2 separate regions of the Homo sapiens genome follow, and region 2 is linked to region 1. A link is an interaction called in ENCODE POLR2A ChIA-PET data of the cell type or tissue named here. Cell type or tissue: OCI-LY7. All regions are shown on one strand. Each heading gives the region's core, and the rest is flanking DNA. Links, peaks and the distances in the headings are about the cores only.

Region 1 (8,000 bases), core at 1-8,000:
GAGCAGGGCTGGTGGCCAGACTAGGGTGGGTGAGGAGGCTGGGGTCCACAAGCAATCCCAGGACCCCCATCCCCAGGCTGCGTGCTTGCCGGGAGGAGAGTGGTGAGTGGCCCAGCAAGGGGCTGTACTGGCTCTCCGGGGTCTGCACCCCTCCCAGCCGGCCCTGGGACCCACCGCCTTCTTGGACTTCTTCTTGGTGGAGCGAGCCTTCTTGGCTTTCTCGATCACGGCGTACAGCGCAAAGCAGAGACGGGCCATGCGGGGCAGGTCGCAGATGTTGATGTCGAACTCCAGCCGCTGCTTCCACACGGGCTCCGAGCACACGCTCACCTCCGAGCTGGACACCGTCTTGCACAGCATCTCGTTGCCGTGGAAAAGCCCGGCCTGCACCACCAGCTGTAGAAGGTGCCGGGATGATGGGTGAGGAGGCAGAGGCCCAGCCCCTCTCCCCTCCCCCTTAAGGTGTCAGTCTCCCCCTTGAATGTCCTCAGGTGGGTCTGAACTCTACTTCCCACACGAAGGAAGGTGGTGCAGCACAGGGAAGGCCTGAGGGGCATGAGCGGCCCTGGGGTGAGGGAGGGTACCACGGGCTGTGCATGGGTGCCCTGTCTCAGCTACCCCAACTCTGGGGACCTCGGGGCATGTCCATTCCCCACTCCAGGCCTCAGTTTCCCCATCAGGGATCAAGAACTTCAGGGACCCTTGCTCTAACATCCTAGGGCTCCCTGGACTTCTCAGATTCCTATGAGCCCATGTGGGTGGGGAAGGACTTTTCCTGCCACCTGATGTCCGGCCCCTTCCAATTCCACCTGACACCACCACCCTGGAAGTCCCTCTGATCCAGTCCCCCTCGATTCCTGCCAGTGGAACCCAGACCTGCCCTGCTTATACGATTTCCCCAGTGAAACACACTCCAGGCAGGAGGGCCAACCTCTGAGGACTCAGGTATCATGTCCAGCAAACAGGACAATAAAGCCCATGACTGCAGGCTGTTGCGATGGAGCGTGTGAAAGTGTTAAGAGACAACAGGGAGGTGGGCTCAGCCCCTAGAGGTTGAGGCAGGTGCAGCCCTCACAGGCTGCAGGCACCGCCCTGGTGCCTCCAGGGAGCACCACAGCCCCCAGCCCAGCTGGACCCAGCCCCTCTTCCATGCCCGGCCCTTCCCCCAGCTCTGCGGTCCCGGATCCCTGGGCTGAACCTGGCCCCATAACCTCCACCAAAGTCAAATACCCAGAACGCTGCTTGGCCCAAGTTTCTACGAATCAGCCTCCAGGGCCGGCTGGCCCACCCCCTCCCCACTTCCTGTTTTCAAGCCGCTCACAGCGCCCCAGGCAGGGATGCTGGGTAATGTGGTCAGGTGGCTTTCATGTGATCCCCCTCCTTCCTCTGCTACCCCTCCAGGATACAGCCACCTTGTTTGTGCAAAAAAACAGTGTCTCTCCCACCTATCCCAGGAGCCCCACCTTCATCCGCTCGTCGGCGTTCACTTTGCTGCCCTGGATGAGCTCGATGCGGAACGGCTGCTCCAGGGACCACAGGGACACAGAGGAAGGCTGGGGGCCGGGGAAGCAGGGCTGTTAACACGGCTCAAAGTGCAGCTTGTCTCCCTGGCCTATGGTGAGGCCCGTGACCACTTGGGGGCGGGTGAGAGGGTCACAGGTTTGCGGCCAGGTTTGGGCCTGTCCACAATGCTATCCTTTCCCAGAAAACCTGCCATGCGGGCTCCCCAGGGGGCCCCAACACCCCTGAGCTCTGCAGAGGGGAAGGGCAGCCGGTGAGCCAGGCATGGGGCTGCCCCCCACCCACGGCAGTCCCACAGGCCCCCAGCCCAGGACGCTGGTCAGCTGTGTTGGCTTCCCCAGCTCAAAGCCCCAGCTCTCCATACCAAGGGCCCCTGGACCCATGGCCAGTAGCACATGGAGTTGGACGCCAGGTGGAAAGAAGGGGTGGCTCAGAGGGGAGGCGGAAGGCGCCATCTCACCTTCTTCGCAGGAATGGGAGGTGGTTTGGCACGCGGTTTCTGGACCTGGGGGGCAGGGTTGCTCTGCTCATCCCGCATGGCGAGGATGGAGGAGGAATGGACCATGGTCAGGTGAGGGGTCAACCCACTGTGCAGGCAGCTGCAGATGTACTGAGACGGGGTGCAGGGTGAGCGGCTGGTGGGGCGGCCCCAACCACTCCCTGGACACCAGGATTCCCAGGACCCCCCAAGCTGCCCACTGCCTGTCCTAGGCCTTGGGAGAGGGGAGGGCTTCCTGCTGGTTTTTCCTGCCCCACCTCCACCTCCCAAGACGGAGCCCCTCCTTGTGCTCTCAGAGAGGGCCAGCCCTACCAGGGGATGCTCTGGCGGTGACCCAAAGGCCTGGCTCGGCAGGCTCAAGGTGCGCCCAAATGTCAGCTCCCCGACTCCCACCCAGGCCCTATCCAGGGCGTTGGGAGCCCAGAGTGCAGAGGGCCTCAGCGGCCTCACCTGGAACTGGCAGAGCGGGTAGCTGCCATACAGGTACTCATGCCTGCCGTTCACCTGCAGCGTGTAGTCTTCCGGCTGCTCCACCAGCGGCTGCCGGAACACTGTGGCCTTCTTCCGCAGGGCACAGGCCATCAGCGCCAGCGGCACGTCCTTGGTGGACACCTGGAAGGTGAAGCTCTCCTGTGGGGAGGAGGGAGGTCAGTCCTCTGCCCTCGAGGCCCCCCGGGGTTCTGGGGCACAGGGCAGGGTTGCCTATTTGCCCCCAAGGGTAGGGTCTGGGGAGTTCACAAATGACACTGGGAAATATTTGTTCAAAGAATGAACAAACTGATGCCCAATGCCCCACGCCACTTGGTTATCCTGCCACGTTGAGCTTGCCTGGGGGGACGTTCAGTTGAGCCCCACACATGCACAGACACCTGGCAAACACCATCTGATGCCACTGGGGGAGGGGGGCTTGCGGATGACTGAGGAGTTTCACAGAGGAAGTGCTCCCCATGGACAGAGCAGCCTGGATGCCGCAGGCCACGCATGGGCTCACCTCGCTGCCCTCAAACTTAACGTTGACCAGAAGGGCCCGGTTCGGGAGCCGCAGGGTACCAGGCCCCCAGGTTTGAGCCGAGGGCTCCAGCTGCAGGGGGAAACTGTACTGCAGCCAGGCCTCCCAGCCCAGCTGCTGCCGGCGGGCGGCCGCCTCCTCGCAGAATTGGCACATCTTGGCGCGAAAGTCGTTCACTTCTGGGTCGCACAAGGAGTCAAACTCGTGGAGGCCTGCGGGGTGGGGAGGGCTGGGTCAGCGGGTGGGGCAGGCAGGGCCAGCCCGGCCACACGGCCCACTCGGCAGAGCTACCTTTGCCGATGAGGAGGCTGATCTGTGAGTTGATGAGCTTCTTCACGCGGTCGCCCTCACGGGCCACCAGGCGCAGGACGGGCAGGAAGGGCTGCACGTCACACAGACGCCGTTGCTCGTCCTCCAGCTCTTGCTGCTCCGCTGTCTGGTTGATGCAGGTGAACACATAGGCCTCGGGGCCACTGAGCATGTGGAAGAGCGGCTCATACTGGGCGCGGTGCCACAGCAGCTGGAGGGACAGTCACCGGTCAGCCCCTCCACCCAAGGCAGCCACTGGGAGGTGGGAGGCTGAGGGAGGGTGGAGAGCTGGCCTCCAGCCTGGGGGTCCAAACCTCCCAGAGGGCAGAGGCAGACCCCAAGATCTGCACTCTCTGCAGCCCCCTGGGTGCTGACCATGGGTGGACAGGCTTCTCCACTGATGCCCTTCTGTGGGGGCACCTGGGAGGTGCTGGGATCTGGGGCTGGCACCACGTCCTACAGGCTCCCCTCCCAGAGTGCAGGACCACCCTAGGTCACTCCAGAGACGGGGGGCCATGACCTTCATGCAGCCCAGCTAACTGTCCTGGAGTTCTTCACCTATTTATTTTATTTTTGAGATGGAGTCCCACTCTGTCGCCCAGGTTGGAGTGCAGTGGCGCAATCCTGGCTCACTGCAACCTCTGCTTCCCAGGTTCAAGTGATTCTCTTGCCTCAGCCTCCCGAGTAGCTGGGATTATAGGCATGCACCACCATGCCTGGCTAAATTTTTTGTATTTTTTTTTAGTAGAGATGGGGTTTCGCTACATTGGCCAAGCTGGTCTCAAACTCCTGACCTCAGGTGATCCACCCACCTCGGCCTCCCAAAGTGCTGGGATTACAGGTGTGAGCCACTGCGCCTGGCAACCCTGATTTTTAAATGTTGGCAACGAACTCAGAAATATTTAACACAGCAAGGGGGCCCAAAGAGAATTCTCCATGGAGTGTGTGCCCTGGGGTGACGGGCCTCCAGCCCTCCCACAGCAACAAGCAGTTGAAAGGTGTTCACCACTGAGTCACAAAGAAGACGGGAAAGGAGGAAAGTTCCCAGTGTTGCTACAAAGGGCAACGGCTAACTATGGTCTGTCAAGCAGTGGGATGGCGCCAAGCTGTGACAGTCTAGGGACTGTCAAGCAGCTCTATGTGCCCGGCCTGGAGGGGTCCAAGGTGTGTCATTAAGTGAGGGGAAAACCCCAAGATACAGAGCAGCAGGTGTGGGTCAAGCCCATTTCCATTAAAAAACAAACAAAAAAACCCCTAATAAACATATCAATTAACATAGACCAGGGGTGAGCAAACCACCCTTTTCCTGGCTAAATCCACCTGCCACCTGGTTAACCCCAAAAAGCCACGCCTCTTCATTTACATATCACTCAGGGCTGCTCCTGTCCTATGGTGGCGGGACTGAATCATCGCAACAGATAACAGAGCCAGCCAGCAACTGCTAAAATATTTACTATCTGGCCCCTGGGATAAATACAAATATGAAGAATTGGGACCAAATCGAGATGTGTATGCTTTGCCTCTGCACTGTTTGAATTTTAATAACCCACATGCACAGCTCTGTAAATGGAAAAATAAGACTGATTTAAAATGACATCTAGGTCAGGTGCGGTGGCTTACTCCTGTAATCCCAATACTTTGGGAGGCTGAGGTGGGAGGATCACTTGAGCACAGGAGTTCACGGCCAGCCTGGGCAACATAATAAGACTCCATCTCTACAAAAAATAAAAAATTAGTTGGTTATGGTGGCATGCACCTGTAGTCCCAGCTACTCAGGAGGCTGAGATGGGGGAATCATTTGAGCCCAGGAGGTTGAGGCTGCCATGAGCTGTGATCATGCCACTGCACTACAGCCTGGATGACAGAGCAAGACCCTGTCTCAAAAAAAAAAAAAAAAAGTATAAAAATAAAAAACTAAAATGCTATCTATAGCTTGGGCAACATGGCAAGGTCCACCGTTACAAAAATAATAATAATAATAATAAAAAATAAAATTAGCCAGGCATGGTGGTGCATGCCTGTAGTCCCAGCTACTCAGTAGGCTAAGATGGGAAGATCGCTTGGGCCCAGGATGTCAAGGCTGCAGAGAGCTAGGATTATGCCACTGCATTCCAGCCTGTGCAACAAAGTGAGACCATTCTCAAGCAAAATAAAATACAATGGTATCTATATAAAGTTAATAACATGAATAAAATGTTATACCGTTAACTCAGAAAAAAAGATATGAAAGGTCATAATCAGAATTATTACAAAAAAAACACTGTACATAGAGGAGAAAACAGGCAATAGCCAAAGTATTCACTGTGGTTTTCTCATATGGCTGGATCAGAGGTAATTTTTTTCCTTTTTCTACTTTTCCTACATTTATTTTTTGTGTTTGTTTTTGTCTGTTTGTTTGCTTGTTTATTTTACAGACGGGGTTTCACTCTGTCACCCAGGCTGGAGTGCAGTGGCAAATCATGGCTCACTGCAGCCTCAAACTCCCAGGCTCAAGTGATCCTCCTGCCTCAGCTTCCTGAGTAGCTAGGATCACAGGCACATGCCACCACACAGGCTGATTTTTTTTTGAGACAGAGTTTCGCTCTTGTCGCCCAGGCTGGAATGCAATGGCCCACATCTCAGTTCACTGCAACCTCCACCTCCCAGGTTCAAGCAATTCTTCGGCCTCAGCCTCCCGAGTAGCTGGGATTACAGGCATCTACCACCACACCTGGCTAATTTTTTGTATTTTCAGTAGAGATGGGGATTCACCTTGTTGGCCAGGCTGGTCTCAAACTCCTGACCTCAGGTGACCTACCCGCTTCCGCCTCCCAAAGTGCTGATAAGAGACGTGAGCCACCATGCTTGGCCCTGGCTAATTTTTTTATTTTTCATTTTCTGTAGAGACAGGGTTTTGTCATGTTACCCAGGCTGGTCTCGAACTCCTGGGCTCAAGCAATTCTCCTGCCTCAGCCTCCCAAAGTTCTGGGATTATAGGCATGAGCCACCATGCCAGGCCTTTTCCTAAATTGTAATGTGTCCATATTACTCTTCCAATGGAAGGAAAAAGAAACTTAATTTTTAAAGACATCTTCCAGGAAGAGAAGAAGAAAAAACTCTCAAAGATGATCCATTACTTCTTTCGTATTTTTTCCCTGCTCCCAATTATAGCTTTTAAAATTCTGGGATAAGGGCCGGGTGCCATGGCTCACGGCTGTAATCCCAGCACTAAGGGAGGCCAAGGTGGGCAGATCACTTGAGGTCAGGAGTTCGAGACCAGCCTGGCCAACATGGTGAAACCCCGTCTCTACTAAAAATACAAAAATTAGCCGGGCGTGGTGGCACGTGCCTGTAGTCCCAGCTACTTGGGAAGATGAGGCAGGAGAATTGCTTGAACCTGGGAGGCGGAGGTTGCAGTGAGCCAAGATCACACCACTGCACTCCAGCTTGGGCAACAGAGTGAACCCTGTCTCAAAAAATAAAAATAAATAAAAATAAAATAAAATTCTGGGATAAGGTCCTGCCCTCCCACAGCCCAAGGCATGATCCCTCAAGTCCCATGCTTAGTAAGGGGCACAAGCCCTTTAGAAGGTCACAAGACAATATCCACCAAATATTGTCTACATATTTAATCCTTTGACTCAGTAGTCCATCCTGAATATTATTCAACAAACCAAAATCTCTTTCCAAAGATGCTGTTTACAAAAAATTAGCCGGGCGTGGTGGTGGGCGCCTGTAGTCCCAGCTACTCGGGAGGCTGAGGCAGGAGAATGGTGTGAACCTGGGAGGTGGAGCTTGCAGCGAGCCGAGATGGCGCCACTGCACTCCAGCCTGGGCGACAGAGCGGGACTCCATCTCAAAAAAAAAAAGAAAAAGAGATGTTGTTTACTATGGCAACAGCTTTAAAGACAAAAGACCTGTAAACCACTTAGGCAGCCATGGATGGAGTGTGGTTTCAAAAATGAAAGGCACATTCTAGCCTGGGCAACATGGTGAAACCCCATCTCCACAAAAAATACAGACACGAAAAATTAGTTGGGCTTGATGGCACGTGCCTGTAGTCCCAGCTACTCAGGAGGCTGAGGTAAGAGGCTCACCTAAGCCTGGGGAGATTGAGGCTGCAGTGAGCTGTGATCGCACTACTGCACTCCAGGCTGGGCAACAGAGTGAGACCCCATCTCAAAAAAAAAAATGATGACACAGTCATGAATAGGATGAAAGCCCACCGTGGGAGGCAGCCCCTAATCTCATCTAGTCATGAATAATTGGATAACTGAGTAGAGGGAAACATACACTGTGAAATGGGGAAAGCTGAAATTGGAATAATTGGACGCAACCACAAGTCTTTCAACAACTCATGGACGTGATTTATCTTTTGGGTCGGGCGCGGTGACTCACACCTGTAATTCCAACACTTTAAGAGGCCGAAGCGGGTGGATCACTTGAGCTCAGGAGTTCAAGACCAGCCAGGCCAACATGGCATAACCCCATCTCTACTAAAAAACACAAAAATTAGCCAGGTGTGGTGGTGCACGCCTATAGTCCCAGCTACTCAGGAGGCTGAGGCACGAGAACTGCTTGAGCCTGGGAGGCAGAGGTTGTAGTCACCTGAGATCATGCCACTGCACTCCAGCCTAGGTGACAGAGCGAGATTGTCTCAAAAAACAAAAACCAAAAAAACCA
Region 2 (13,148 bases), core at 296-8,295, 180 kb before region 1:
CAGGCACGTGCCACCATGCCTGGCTAATTTCTGTATTTTTAGTAGAAATGGGGTTTCACCATTTTGGCCAGGCTGGTCTCGAACTCCTGACCTCATGATTCGCCCACCTTGGTCTCTCAAAGTGCTGGGATTAAAGGCGTGAGCCGCCGCACCCGGCCAATTTTTGTATTTTTTAGTAGAGACGGGGTTTTACCATGTTAGTCAGGCTGGTCTTGAACTCCTGACCTTGTGATCTGCCCACCTCGGCCTCCCAAAATCCTGGGATTAGAAGCGTGAGCCGCCATGGCCGGCCTAATTTTTATATTTTTAGTAGAGACGGGGTTTCACCATGTTGGCCAGGCTACTCTCGAACTCCTGACCTCAGGTGATCTGCCTGCCTTTGTGTCTCAAAGTGCTGGGATTGCAGGCATGAGCCACTGCACCCGGCTGACTTCTAGGTTTCATTTCATATTTTCTTCTCGCACTGTTTTCTTTGCCTGTGTTTTCGTCTAATACATTCACTCCATGTTTTATACATTAAAACTTTGATCCATATCCAAGGTATCAAAGCCAGCATCACCAGAATTGGGGCAAACTGGCATTATGCACTTCTAGTGGAACACTGATACATCAGATACATAATTTCTTGTGAAAGTGTTTAAGGAACAATTGGCCAAATCCAGATTGTGGAACATCCTAAAGACAAGGGTCCTGGACTCTAAAAAATGTTAATATCCTGATAAACAAAGAAAAGCTGCTAAACCACTCTAGATTAAGTAGGTTGAAGAGCATGGGAACCAAATACAACTGAGATCCTTGATCCAGTCCTGGATTAAACACAAGTGAAGGCCAAATTGAGGGGGAGGGGGAATTGGGGAAATTTGGATATGGGGTGGATATCAAAGATACTACTTGGTCAATATTAAATTCCTTGGGAAGGTCGGGCGTGGTGGCTCACACCTGTAATCCCAGCACTTTTGGAGGCAGAGGCAGGAGGATTGCTTGAGGCCAGGAGTTCAAGACCAGCCTGGGCAACATAGCAAGTCCCATCTCTTAAAAAACAAAACAAGGCCAGGTGCGGTGGCTCATGCCTGTAATCCTAGCACTTTGGGAGGCCAAGGCGGGTGGATCACGAGGTCAGGAGTTCGAGAGACCAGCCTGGCCAACATGGTGAAATCCTGTCTCTACTAAAAATACAAAAAATTAGCTGGGCATGGTGGCGTGCACCTATAGTCCCAGCTGCTCGAGAGACTGAGGCAATGGAATCGCTTGAACCCGGGAGGCGGAGGTTGCAGTGAGCCGAGATCGTGCCACTGCACTCTAGCCTGGCGACAGAGCAAGACTCCATCTCAAAACAAAACAAAACTAGGCTAGGCATGGTGGCTCACGCCTGTAATCCCAGCACTTTGGGAGGCTGAGGCGGGCGGATCACGTGAAGTCAGGAGTTCAAGACCAGCCTGCCCAACATGGCAAAACCCCATCTCAACTGCAATACAAAAATTAGCTGGGCATGGTGGTGGGTGCCTATAATCCCAGCTACTTGGGAGGCTGAGGTGGGAGAATCGCTGGAACCCAGGAGGCGGAGGTTGCAGTGAGTTGCAATTGTGCCATTACATTCCAGCGTGGGTGACAGAGTAAGACTGTCTCAAAAACAAAACAGGCCGGGTGCAGTGGCTCATGCCTGTAATCCCAGCACTTCGGGAGGCCGAGGCGGGCGTATCATGAGGTCAGGAGATCGAGACCATCTTGGCTAACACGGTGAAACCCTGTCTCTACTAAAAATACAAAAAATTAGCAGGGCATGGTGGTGGGCGTCTGTAGTCCCAGCTCCTTGGGAGGCTGAGGCAGGAGAATGGTGTGAACCTGGGAAGCAGAGCTTGCAGTGAGCCGAGATTGCACCACTGCACTCCAGCCTGAGGGACAGAGTGAGACTCTGTCTCAAAAAAAAAAAAAAAAAAAATAGCCAGGCATGGCAGTCACACTTGTGATCCTAGCTAGTCAGGAGGCTGAGGCAGGAGAATCTCTTGAACCCGGGAGGCGGAAATTGCAGTGAGCAGAGATCACACCACTGCACTCCAGCTTGGGTGACAGAGCGAGACTCTGTCTCAAACAAAAAACAAAACTAGCCTGGGCAACATGGTGAAACGCCATTTCTACAAAAACTATAAAAATTAGCTGGGTATAGTGATGCATGCCTGCAGGCCTAGCTATTTGGGAGGCTGAGGTGGGAGGATCGCTTAAGCCTGGGAGGTGGAGGTTGCAGTGAGCTGAGATTGCACCACTACACTCCAGCCTGGGTGACAGGGTGAGACCCTGTCTCACAAAAGAAAAGAAAAAAAAAAAGCAGTCGAGTGTGGTTGTGCACACCTCTAATCCTAGCTACTCAGGAGGCTGAGGGGGGAGGATCACTTGAGCCCTGGATGTTGAGGCTGCAGTGAGCTGTGATCGCACCACTGCACTCCACCCTGTGTGACAGAGCGAGACACTGTTTCAAAAAACAAAACCAAACAAACAAGAATTCCTTGGGGTGTTAATGATATTGTGGTTATGTAGGAGAATGGCCTTAGGAGATCTGTGCTGAGGCATTAGCCAAGTATCATGATCTCTGCAATTGACTTTCAGATGGTTCAGGAAAAGCAGCAGTGTGCGTGTACCTTGACATATACCCACAGCACAGAGCCATAAAACATATATAGCAAAATGTGAACAGTGGGACTCCAGGAGCAAGGTATGTGGATGTTCTTGTACTGTTCTTTTAGCTCTTCCGTGGCTTTGGAATTTTTCAAAAGAAAAAGGTGAGGAGGAAGAAAAAAAAACAACTTTGTTCCATCTGGAATTGATTTTGATTGCAGGTCCTTTGGTTGCCGTGGCCCTCCTGGGTTATTGTCCTGGATTTCTGGTTTCTTTGTCCTTTTACAGCATGTACAATAGTCAGTTTCCCTCTCTCTTAGGAACTTCTTTTTTGGGTGAGTTATTCTTTTTTCGGACTTGGAAGTTTTTATGATTAGTGTCTTTCTGGCAGACTTCAGTGACTTTTCTAGAAGCAGGTAAGACCTAGCATGCTTTGTCCTGTGCGTTGATGCCTTTTTTGGTTTTGTTTTCGTTTTTTAACATTGCATTATGTGCTCCAAGGAAATTTGCAAGGAAGTTTTGTTCTCTGGGACTTAAACAAAGTCTTAATCCTCAGAAATCATCTTAATCATCAAATTAATGTGTCGTGTAATTAACCCTCTTCCAGTGACCCTTGAGATAAGCTTTTTCCTCTCAATGGAGAGTTTTTGCAGGAGGGCAGGTCCTGCTTACATTCTTTGGATATGGGCTTGTAAAGACTCCTGGGTTTCATTTTGTAAAATGTAACAGTCTTGGGTGAGTCGTTGGCCTGGAAAAACTGGAGTCTTTTTGCCAGGGGAGCTCTTAACAGACCAGTTTTGCCAGAAGCTTCTGCTTCCTTTCTGTGGTTTGGTGACTAACAGTTTCGTGGCTTTGGGAAAGGGGATGTCATTACAAATGGGTGATGGTGGTTCGTCTCCTGAGCTAGTTTGCCAGGGTGTGCCCAGATCTGGGTGTTCATGCCTGCGCCCATTGTGACTAGGGACAGTTTCTTGGACACTTTACACTGGCCGCCCCTGTGGCTACTCTCCTGAGCTTGTCTGTGGTGGCTTTAACCTTGAACAAACCCTCCAGGGTTTGTGGGTGGATTCCTATTGTATCAGGTGCTGTATTTTCCCCTCTTCTGGAGCAAGTGCGTCTTTTCTGATCTTCCTTCCCTTCAGCTCCAGCTGCCACTGTCCTTGCCTTCAGACTGGACAAGGCCTTGTGACCCATCAGGAGTTTTTGTCCCGATACCGTTTCCCACAGTAAGTTAATGGGATAAACACATGGGAGATTCTGAAGGGGTCTTTGTTTAAAGCATTGTTGATTTTGATTATTGGCTTGTTAAACATTTGGAGAGGAAGGAAACTGAGTCCTCAACAGCCTCTTAGGGGGAGGTTTCCTCCTTCCTTGGATTATGTTTTGTTCCGAGGTAGCTGGAGGGGAAAGGATCAGGAAGGTCGCCTCCTGCTTAGTAGAGCAGAAGCAATCACCCAAACAAGCAAGCAGTGTGGCTCACGTGATGCGTGGAGCCAGGAACCCTGGCCTCTGTAGCACAGATGGGTGTATTTGCGAAGTAAACAGATACACCTATATCTTTATGCAAATTAACACATACCTTTATGCTGACAGCCTGTTGGAAAGAGGCAGTGGCCTTAAAACTTCTTTTCTTTTTTTTTTTTTGAGACAGTCTCGCTCTGTTGCCCAGGCTGGGGTGCAGTGGTGTGATCATAGCTCACTGCAACCTCAGACTCCTGGGCTCTTGGGATCCTCCCACCTCAGCCTCCCAAGTAACTGGGCCTACAGGTGCAAGCCACTGCACACCCAGCTAATCTTTTTTTTTTTTTTTTTTTAGACGGAGTCTCGCTCTGTCCCCCAGGCTGGAATGCAGTGGCGCGATCTCGGCTCACTCCAAGCTCTGCCTCCCGGGTTCACGCCATTCTCCTGCCTCAGCCTCCCGAGTAGCTGGGACCACAGGCACCCACCACCACGCCTGGCTAATTTTTTGTATTTTTAGTAGAGACGGGGTTTCACCGTGTTAGCCAGGATGGTCTTGATCTCCTGACCTCATGATCCGCCCGCCTCAGCTTCCCAAAGTGCTGGGATTAGAGGCGTGAGCCACCGCGCCCAGGCTGCACCCAGCTAATCTTTTAAAGATTTTTTGTAGAAGCCAGGCTCGGTGGCTCATGTCTATAATGCCAGCACTTTGGGAGGCTGAGGTAGGCAGATCACATGAGGTCAGGATTTTGAGACCAGCCTGGCCAACATGGCAAAACCCTGTCCCTACTAAAAATACAAAATAAAATTAGCTGGACATGGTGGCACGCACCTGTAGTCCCAACTACTCGGGAGGCCGAGGCAGGAGAATCACCTGAGACTGGAAGGCAGAGGTTGCAGTGAAACGAGATTGCGCCACTGCACTCCAGCCTGGGCGACAGAGGGAAAGAGCGAGACCCCATCTCCAAAAAAAAAAAAAAAAAAAAAAAAAAAAATTTAAAGAGATGGGGTCTTACTTTATTGCCCAGGCTGGTTTTGAAGTCCAGGCCTCAAGCAATTCTCCTACCTCAGTCTCCCAAAGTGCTGGGATTACAGGCATTTGCCACTGTGCCCAACAAAACTTATTTTCCGAAGAGTTTGATTGGGAAGCGTTTCCCCAGGAGGCTGCACCTGGGGTCTCTCAGCCAGGTCCTGAGGATGACCATCCCCAGAGCCGGGTGGTGAGGAGGGGGCTGCTTCCGGGGGCACAGTCCTGCAGCCGATCCAATTGATTTAATGACCTAATCCTCACCACAGGAAGCTGGAGGCTTTCCCAGCCCTGGGATTCTGAGGGGATGCAGCAAACTCAGTTCAGGAAGCTTGTTTGTTTGAACCAATTATAGAGGCTTTAATGAGGGAAAGCTATGGAGGGAATGGGGCAAGGGGAGAAGAGCTGGAGAGAGAGGTGCCTGTTGAGAAGATCTGGGTGACCCTCAGGCAATGGGAGGGCCGGGCCATGCCCAGGCCTGCCTCTGAGGATGAGGCTTGTCCTTGTGGGAATGGGGTGGCGTGAACATGTCAGTGTGGTTCAGAGTGAAGGGACCTTATGTACCTTGTGGAGAAACGTGAGTGCCCCCCACCCCCGCCAAAAATAGCACTGTGTCAGTTTTCCCCCTTTCTTCTTGAAGTACTTTTAAATTTCCTAATGTAATTAAAATTTTAAGCTGTGACCCTGCAAAGAGCTGGCATAGCTTTTGACAGCGGGATTGATGGAGCTTCCATAGGTCAAAATTTCCAGTCTGATCGCACTCTCTGGAGGTGACCCGCACTCTCTGGAGGTGACCCATGCTCTCCAGAACCTCTGGGCCAGGCTCCATCCCTGGAATTACTAGGTCTGGAAGTGGTCCCTTCCTGACAGAAATGCAAATTAATTTGCCTTTTGGGGACTTAGTCAGCTTGCTGGGGATCTCTCTGGTGTCCCAGGAGAGAAAAAGCGTTCCTCTACCTCCAGTTGACACAGAGGATCTTTTGATGCCTTTGCTCAGGAAGCTTCCTGCCAGGTGCACAGCCCATGGGGAAGGTCGGTCAGGCCTGGGAGGCCTCATACCCAGGAGTGAGGGGGCGCTTGTACCCATGCAAGAGCTAGGATTCCAGCCCTTCCATTGGCTTATAAATAGAAGAAGGCTCTGGATTCTGCATTAGTAACCCCTCTGGAACCTGCCAGAGGCTGAAGGTAATGAGTCAGACTGAATTAAAGGAAGATCCGTGGCTGGATTTTGTAGGCGTGCTGGTTCCTGACTTCAGGTCTCAGGCTCTGACTTGGCCAGGTTCCAGGGCTCCAGCTGTTCTCTGGGAAGAAAAAAGAACCTCTTTTAAAATTAAGCCGAAAGATGCCTTTCTTTTCTTCTGTCCTTGTCCCCCCACTGTGCAGAGAGAAAACCTCCACCAGCACGTCCCCTTGGTTAGAACAGTAGAGCCTGAAGACATAGCCCAGGATCTTCAGTGTTCTGGGGCAGCCAAGGAAACTTCCTCAGGCTCCACATGCCTTCCTGTTTGCATTGTTTTCAGCTGAATTTCAAGAGGCTGTCAGAGCAGGCCTGCCAGGTACTCTTGCCTCTGTAAAAAGGTGGGTTTCACTCAATTCAGGACTGGAGAGACAACGAGATCTGGGCCAGAATCACAAGGATAAATATTTTAAACCAGAAGATGTAAACAGATGCCTCATGCCAATCCAGTTATAGGAACATGCAGGTTCCTCCAGCTCCTTGGTGTGTTAGGATTATCTGAAGTGAGGCCATGCAAAGGCTGGGGGGCACTTCCTTCATGGTTCCCATTCACTTCACCACTCGAGGAGCCCCAGTTGTGGCTAGCAGTGGTGTCTCACCTGTCCAGATTCTTCAGCACAGAGCCTTACAAGTTTTTCTAGGGTCCACAAAAATATTGGCCATGTGGGAAAAAAATATATCACTCCCTCTACTCTTGTGAGTTACGTGAGGATTACATTTAATAAGAGATGTGGGTTTGTTTTAGTATGTCTCTGAGAATAAGGTTCCCTGGGGCCTATAAAGGCCTTAAAACCACCCCCGGTCTGTCCTCAAAGAGCTTCCAGTCTGGTGGTGAACATTTCTCAGATATCCAGGTACAGTGTTGGGGCGGTGATGCGAGAAGAGGAAATGCAGGCGGATGTGCAGACACAGGCCTCGAGGCAGCCCAGAGAAGGTGTTGTAGAGCAGAGAACATCTGTGAGGCTTGGTCTCAGGAATCAGGGAGGGAAGGAAGTTCTAGGTGGAAAGCATAGCAGATGCAGAGGCCCAGAGATGTGGAGGGAGCCTGGTGCAATCGGCAGCTCCGAGATGGCCCCCTAGTAGGGCTTCTCACTCAGCTCTCCAGACGTGGGGCTGGATAATTATTGGTGGTGGGCACTGATCCTGGCCTCTACCCAGCAGGACCCTACTAGTCGTGACAATCAAAAATGTCTCTAGATATTGCCACATTTCTGCCGTGGGGCAGAATCGCCCCCATTGAGAGCCACGGCTGTAGAGGGAATATGAGGGTAAGCTTGGATCTGACCGCCTGCCTCAGTGCGTGGGAGGGACAGAAGGAGCCCTTTCTTTTTGCTTCCTGTCCAGCGTGCAGGTCCTGGGGAAGCTGTCTCCAGGCAGGTTTGTGCCTGTGCTGGAGCACTTTGGTGTGTGTGGCATGCCTGCTGGTGGCCTGCAGAGCTTGCTCTGAACAGGAGCCCCTTCATAGAAAGGAGGATGCCCCAGTGGTTCCAGGCGCCTCCCTCCCAGCCTGGTTGCCGTGTCAGTACCTTTCCTGCAGTAGGTAGGCGGCTCAGCTGGGTGCAGCATTGCATTCTGGCCATTGCGGGGCTGTATTGAATGAGGTCAGGTGGATTTGATTTAAATGCTCCCAGAACCTTCCGAAAGGGCCTTCATCAGAGAGCTCTGGACCTGGAACAGCGTGCACGGCACTGCTGTGAAGGGGACAGGCGGGCTACTCTGATCTCGGAGTGTGCATAGGGCAAACTGTTGAGAATTCCAGAATCACTCCCACGGCAGCAGACCTGTAGCCAGAGAGGAAAGGGTCCTCCTGCATTTGGGCTTCATGGCTGCCCCCACTGGAGGAGGGCTAGCTGTGGCTAACATGGGGTGGTCTGGGATGCGATGCAGATGGCACTGTGTGTAGACAGATGCAGGGCCTCTCCCCATCGCCTTACATTACCATTTCTTAATTTTTTTTTTTTTTGAGGCAGTCTTGCTCTGTCACCCAGGCTGGAGTGCAGTGGCGCGATCTCGGCTCACTGCAGTCTCTGCCTCCTGGGCTCAAGCGATTCTCCTGCCTCAGCCTCACACCCAGCTAATTTTTGGTATTTTTTAGTAGAGACGGGGTTTCACCATGTTTGCCAGGCTGGTCTTGAACTCCTGACCTCAGGTGATCCGCGCACCTCAGCCTCCCAAAGTGCTGGGATTACAGGCATGAGCCACCGCGCCCGGCCACCATGCCCAGCTTTTAAATTTTTTTTTTTATTTTTTGTAGAGATGGGGTTTCACCTTGTTGCCCAGGCTCAAACTCCTGGCCTCAAGTGATACTCCCACCTCAGCCTCCCAAAGCGTTGGGATTACAGGCATGAGCCACTGTGCCCAGACCATATTTTCTTTTTAAAAATTAATTAGCGGGGTGTGGTGGCTCATGCCTGTAATTCCAGCACTTTGGGAGGCTGAGGCAGGTGGATCACTTGAGGTTAGGATTTCAAGACCAGCCTAGCCAACATGGTGAAACCCCGTCTTTACTAAGAATACAAAAATTAGCTGGGTGTGGTGGTGGGTGCCTGTAATCCCAGCTATTAGGAGGCTGAGGCAGGATAATCACTTGAACCCGGGAGGCGGAGGTTGCAGTGAGCTGAGATCGCACCACTGCACTCCAGCCTGGGTGACGGTGTGAGACTCCATCTCAAAAATAATTAATTAATTTCTATTGGTATATAATAATTGTAAGCCTTATTTTCGAATTAATCTCTGATTGGCAGTGGGTTGGACTCTAGCCGTTTTTCTTTTTCCTGTAAGGTGGATTTTTCTTTTTCTTTTTTTTTTCTTGAGACGGAATCTTGCTCTTTTGCCAGGTTGGAGTGCAGTGGCGAGATCTCAGCTCACTGCAACCTCTGCCTCCTGGGTTCAAGCAATTCTCTTGCCTCAGCCTCCCGAGTAGCTGGGATTACAGGCGTGTGCCACCATGCCCAGCTAATTTTTGTAATTTTAGTAGAGACAGGGTTTTACTATGTTGGCGATCTCTTGACCTCCTGATCTGCCCGCCTCCACCTTCCAAAGTGCTGGGGTTACAGGCGTGAGCCACTGTGCCCGGCCCACATTTTTCTTTTAATTTCAGTTAAAATGGATAATGCGTCTGTCAACTCCTGAGCCAGAAGGGGCTGTTAGGAGAGAGGGAAAGCATGGCCTTGGATCCAGGCTTACCACTTATTACTCCATGGCCTCAGGCAGGTTACTTACCTTCTCTGAGCCTCAGTTTTGTCATCCATAAAATGGGAATAATTCCTACCTTGCAGGCTTGTGAGGGCTGACTGACTCTGCCACTCTGTGCCTGGACTTAGAAAATGCTGTGGTGACAACAGTAATTATTCTTCGGTAGCATCACCTGGCTTCAGGGAGCAGGAAGGAGCTTTGCATCAGGTTTGAATTGGGGTTGGTGACCTCAAGACACATTCCCCATCCCAGGCTTATCCCCTAAGAATGGGGCTGTGGCCTGCAAATGCCATGCCTCACTAGGAGGCCTGTTTTGTCCTAGCTCTGCTGGTGGAGTGCGGTTCGGGAATACCGAGCGTGGCTGTGGATGGAGGAGGCTGCAACGTGGAATATATTAATTAAGGCGGTTGCTCCTGAGGCCTGAGAGTCTGGGAGGTTGTTGCAGTTTAATTACTGAGAGTGGAGCGTGTGGAAATTCCCTCTGGCACTCCCTTTTTTGATGTCGCTAGAGGACCTGAGGTGCTACCTTGTGTGGGACTCTAGCAGGAGCTGCGGCAGGCCTCTGCCCCCCGTCCCCCTCGCTGGCTCAGAGTGACTTTTTACCCAGGTACTTGTATACTGGAGAGCAACAGGGCAGAGCGGTTGAGACCTTGAACAATCTGGGTTCCATCCTGCTCCGATGTGGACTAGCTGGGCCATGACAGGTGAGTTATGTCACCTCTGTGCACCATGGCATGCCCATTTGTAAAGCCCTGTAGGGACGTGTGTGGCGAAGACTGAATGATTCACTTACCTGAGAGTTGCCAATGGTGCAAGGCACAGAGTAAGCCAGAGTACGTGTCAGCTGCTTCTTTAAAGCAGTGCTCTCGACCTGGCAATTTTGTCCCCTACGGGACACATGGCAACGTCAGAAGATATATTCGATTCGATTGTCACAACTGGAGGGGGGCTGCTACTGGCATCTAGTGGGTGGAGGCCAGGAATGCCTCTCAGCTTCTGCAATGTGCAGACAGCCCTCCAGCAGAAACGCACCCAGTCTGAAATGTCAGCGGCACCCTGCTGAGAAGTGTTCCCAGTGATTCGGGGCAGCACTCAGACTGTGGAAGCAAGGTCCCCTCCCGCCTCTCTGTCCCTTATCATTCCTCTGAGCCAGCTGGGGACTGACGGGCAGCTGGGAGAGAAGAGGCGAGAAGCTGAGGGTATTAAAAGCCTTTGAATTCTTACTGTTTATTTTTACTCCCATCCCCCATACTGTAACAAAAAGCATTTACTTACATGGTCTGTGTCATTTTCTTATCTCATTAGTATAGTAACTAGAATTTATTGAGCCTTTGCTGTATACCAGGCACTCACTGGGCCAAGTGCTTTTTTTTTTTTTTTTCCTCAAGATGGAGTTTCACTCTTGTTGCCCAGGCTGGAGTGCAATGGCACAATCTTGGCTCACCACAACCTCTGCCTCCCAGATTCAAGCGATTCTCCTGCCTCAGCCTCCCAAGTACAGGCATGCACTACCAACACGGCTAATTTTGTATTTTTAGTAGAGACAGGGTTTCTCCATGTTGGTCAGGCTGGTCTTGAACTCCCAACCTCAGGTGATCCACCCGCCTTGGCCTCCCAAAGTTCTGGGATTACAGGTCTGAGCCACCGCACCTGTCCTCTTTTTTTTTTTTTTTAGAGACAGGGTCTTGCCCTGTCACCTAGGCTGGAGTTTAGTGGCATGATCACTGCTCACTGCAGCCTTGATTTTCCAGGCTCAAGCGATCCTCCCACCTCAGCCTCCAGAATAACTGTGACTGCAAGTGCACGCCACCACACCTAGCTAACTTTTGTATTTTTTGTAGAGACGGAGTCTCATTATGTGCCCAGGCTTCAAGTGCTTTCTTTGCATGTTATCTCATTTTCACAACCTGCCCTTGAGGTAGGTGCTGTTATCACCCCCTTTCTACAGAAAAGGAAACAAAGGCTCAGAGATGGAAAAACCTCTTAAAGTCTAAAATTCAGCTCGTGATTGTCCCCCAAAATTGTTCCACTTGCTTCTCCCCATCTCAATTGATAGGAATGTCGACCTTCAGCCACTTAGACTGAAAACCCGGGAGCCGTCACCATTGCCCCCACATCCCACAGTGCGCTCCCTGTTGTCTGCCTGTGCCACGAGTCCCCAGCTGGCTGCCTTGAACCCTCACCCTCTGCTGCTGCCCTCTCACCTGAGACACCAGCAGATCTGCCTGGATTCCTGCCACGGCCTCTACTCTGGCCCTGGGCCTGTCTCCATTCAACAGTCAGGTGGTCCTGCTGGACCCCGAGTCAGACCAGCCATTCCTCTGCTCCCAGCTCCCAGCTGCCCTTGTGACACAGGCCCTGTCCCCTCTTCTGCCTGGGCCTGTTCCACCGCAGCCCCACCCCAGTGCTGGCCTGCAGCCGCCCCTGTGCCCCCACCATAGGGCCTCTGTCCAGCTCTGCTCCCCAACTCCCTCCCTCACTGTCTTCCCGTCTTTGCTCAGGAAGGGCCCGCTGCCCACCCTCACACTCCTGTTCCCACTCACCCGCGGGTTGGCCCCAGCACCTGTCTTTTTCCTGTGTGCTAAGGATTTCCCCATCACTCGTGTTTTATTGTCTGCCCTCCCCTCTCTCTAGGATGTACATACGCATTTGGGGCTGGTTTTTCTCTGATGTGTTCCAATTCATAGCAAATGCTTCTCATCCTCCCATGACAGCACCTTCCTCTTCCTCAGGGTTCCTTGGGCAGCTGACTCTGAACTGGTGACCAGGTCCCCTTGGCTCCCACACCTTGTCCTGGTTGTGACCTGCTAGATAGAAGCTTTGCCTGTGGGTCCGGGTGGCTCTGGGCAGCCTGAGTCTTCCTTTCAGATCCTGATTTCTGTTGGGAGGCCTGGGGCTGGGCAGCTCTCGGGGATTAAGGCCTGGCTGTCTTCCCTCCTCCCTTGAGCTGTGGGGTCTACAATGGTGCTCTCTTCCTCCCCAGACTGCCCTGCCCCAAGGGCTGCCATGGCCCCTGGTGAAAGCCTGGCTGGCTGCTGGCTGATCTCTCCCTCCCTGCTGTGGGCTGGGGAGTGTGCCTGGAGCCATTCCCAGGAAAGGGCATCCAGTTAACTGAGCTTAGCTGGTCCTCCCCTCTGGCCCAGTCCCGTCGCCCCCACTCACTGCCCAGCAGCTGTTGGGTCCCTTGTACCCCGGCTCTGCCTACAGGCCCAGCCACAGGCAATCTGCTGGCCCAGGTGCCCTCCCCCTTCCACGGGAGCCTTTTCTGTGCCTCTGCCTCACTCTCCCCTTCCTCTGCTCCCTGCCCTCCTCCTCCTTCCTCCTTCCCCATGGATTCCCTCCCTCCTGCCCACAGCATCTTCAGACTCCCGTTCCCCCACCTTCTTCCTCCTTGACTGTTTGGGTGGTGACCTCCCCTGAGCTCCCCCAGCACCGTTAAGTCAGCCGACCCACCTGGAGGAGGCAAAGCCGAGGTTAAGACTCACCTGAGGCTGAGCACAGCTCTCAGGCAGAGCAAGTGGGGGCCAGGGCACCTGGGAAAGGACAGGCAAGATTCTGCCCCTCTTCTCCCTCTTGCAGGGACCGACAGACTTGACAACGGTGACAGCACTGGGTGAGTAC

The links. Peaks named below come from ENCODE experiments on the same cell type or tissue, not always from the same donor. Only the 100,000 strongest peaks of a DNase experiment are listed, where the experiment ranks them.
Region 2: POLR2A ChIA-PET joins it to region 1 with 10 read pairs; 4 of 35 experiments call an interaction of 5 or more read pairs at or near these places.

Annotation. Positions count from the first base shown.
Region 1 is chr1:9,711,090-9,719,089 of GRCh38, reverse strand. It overlaps PIK3CD (phosphatidylinositol-4,5-bisphosphate 3-kinase catalytic subunit delta), which reads right to left. Exons shown (of 24, transcript NM_005026.5): 4 at 3,321-3,549; 5 at 3,012-3,241; 6 at 2,471-2,650; 7 at 1,982-2,131; 8 at 1,464-1,553; 9 at 175-396. It overlaps LOC124903839 (a long non-coding RNA gene), which reads left to right and starts at 354. Exons shown (of 2, transcript XR_007065457.1): 1 at 354-420; 2 at 720-987. RefSeq lists enhancers at 1-234, 1-805, 1,782-2,757, 2,758-3,733 and silencers at 1,061-1,130, 7,593-7,793. In OCI-LY7, for the core only: CTCF peaks have their summits at 910, 1,132 (motif pointing right) and 1,580; DNase peaks (open chromatin) are centred at 1,319, 2,929 and 4,739; H3K4me3 peaks cover 2,542 bases; H3K27ac peaks cover 1,750 bases.
Region 2 is chr1:9,883,697-9,896,844 of GRCh38, reverse strand. CTNNBIP1 (catenin beta interacting protein 1) reads left to right here. Exons shown (of 6, transcript NM_020248.3): 2 at 13,107-13,140. LOC124903838 (a long non-coding RNA gene) reads left to right here and starts at 13,147. Exons shown (of 2, transcript XR_007065456.1): 1 at 13,147-13,148. RefSeq lists enhancers at 9,464-10,052, 12,128-12,917. In OCI-LY7, for the core only: no CTCF peak of the experiment used is centred there; DNase peaks (open chromatin) are centred at 6,594 and 7,234; H3K27ac peaks cover 687 bases.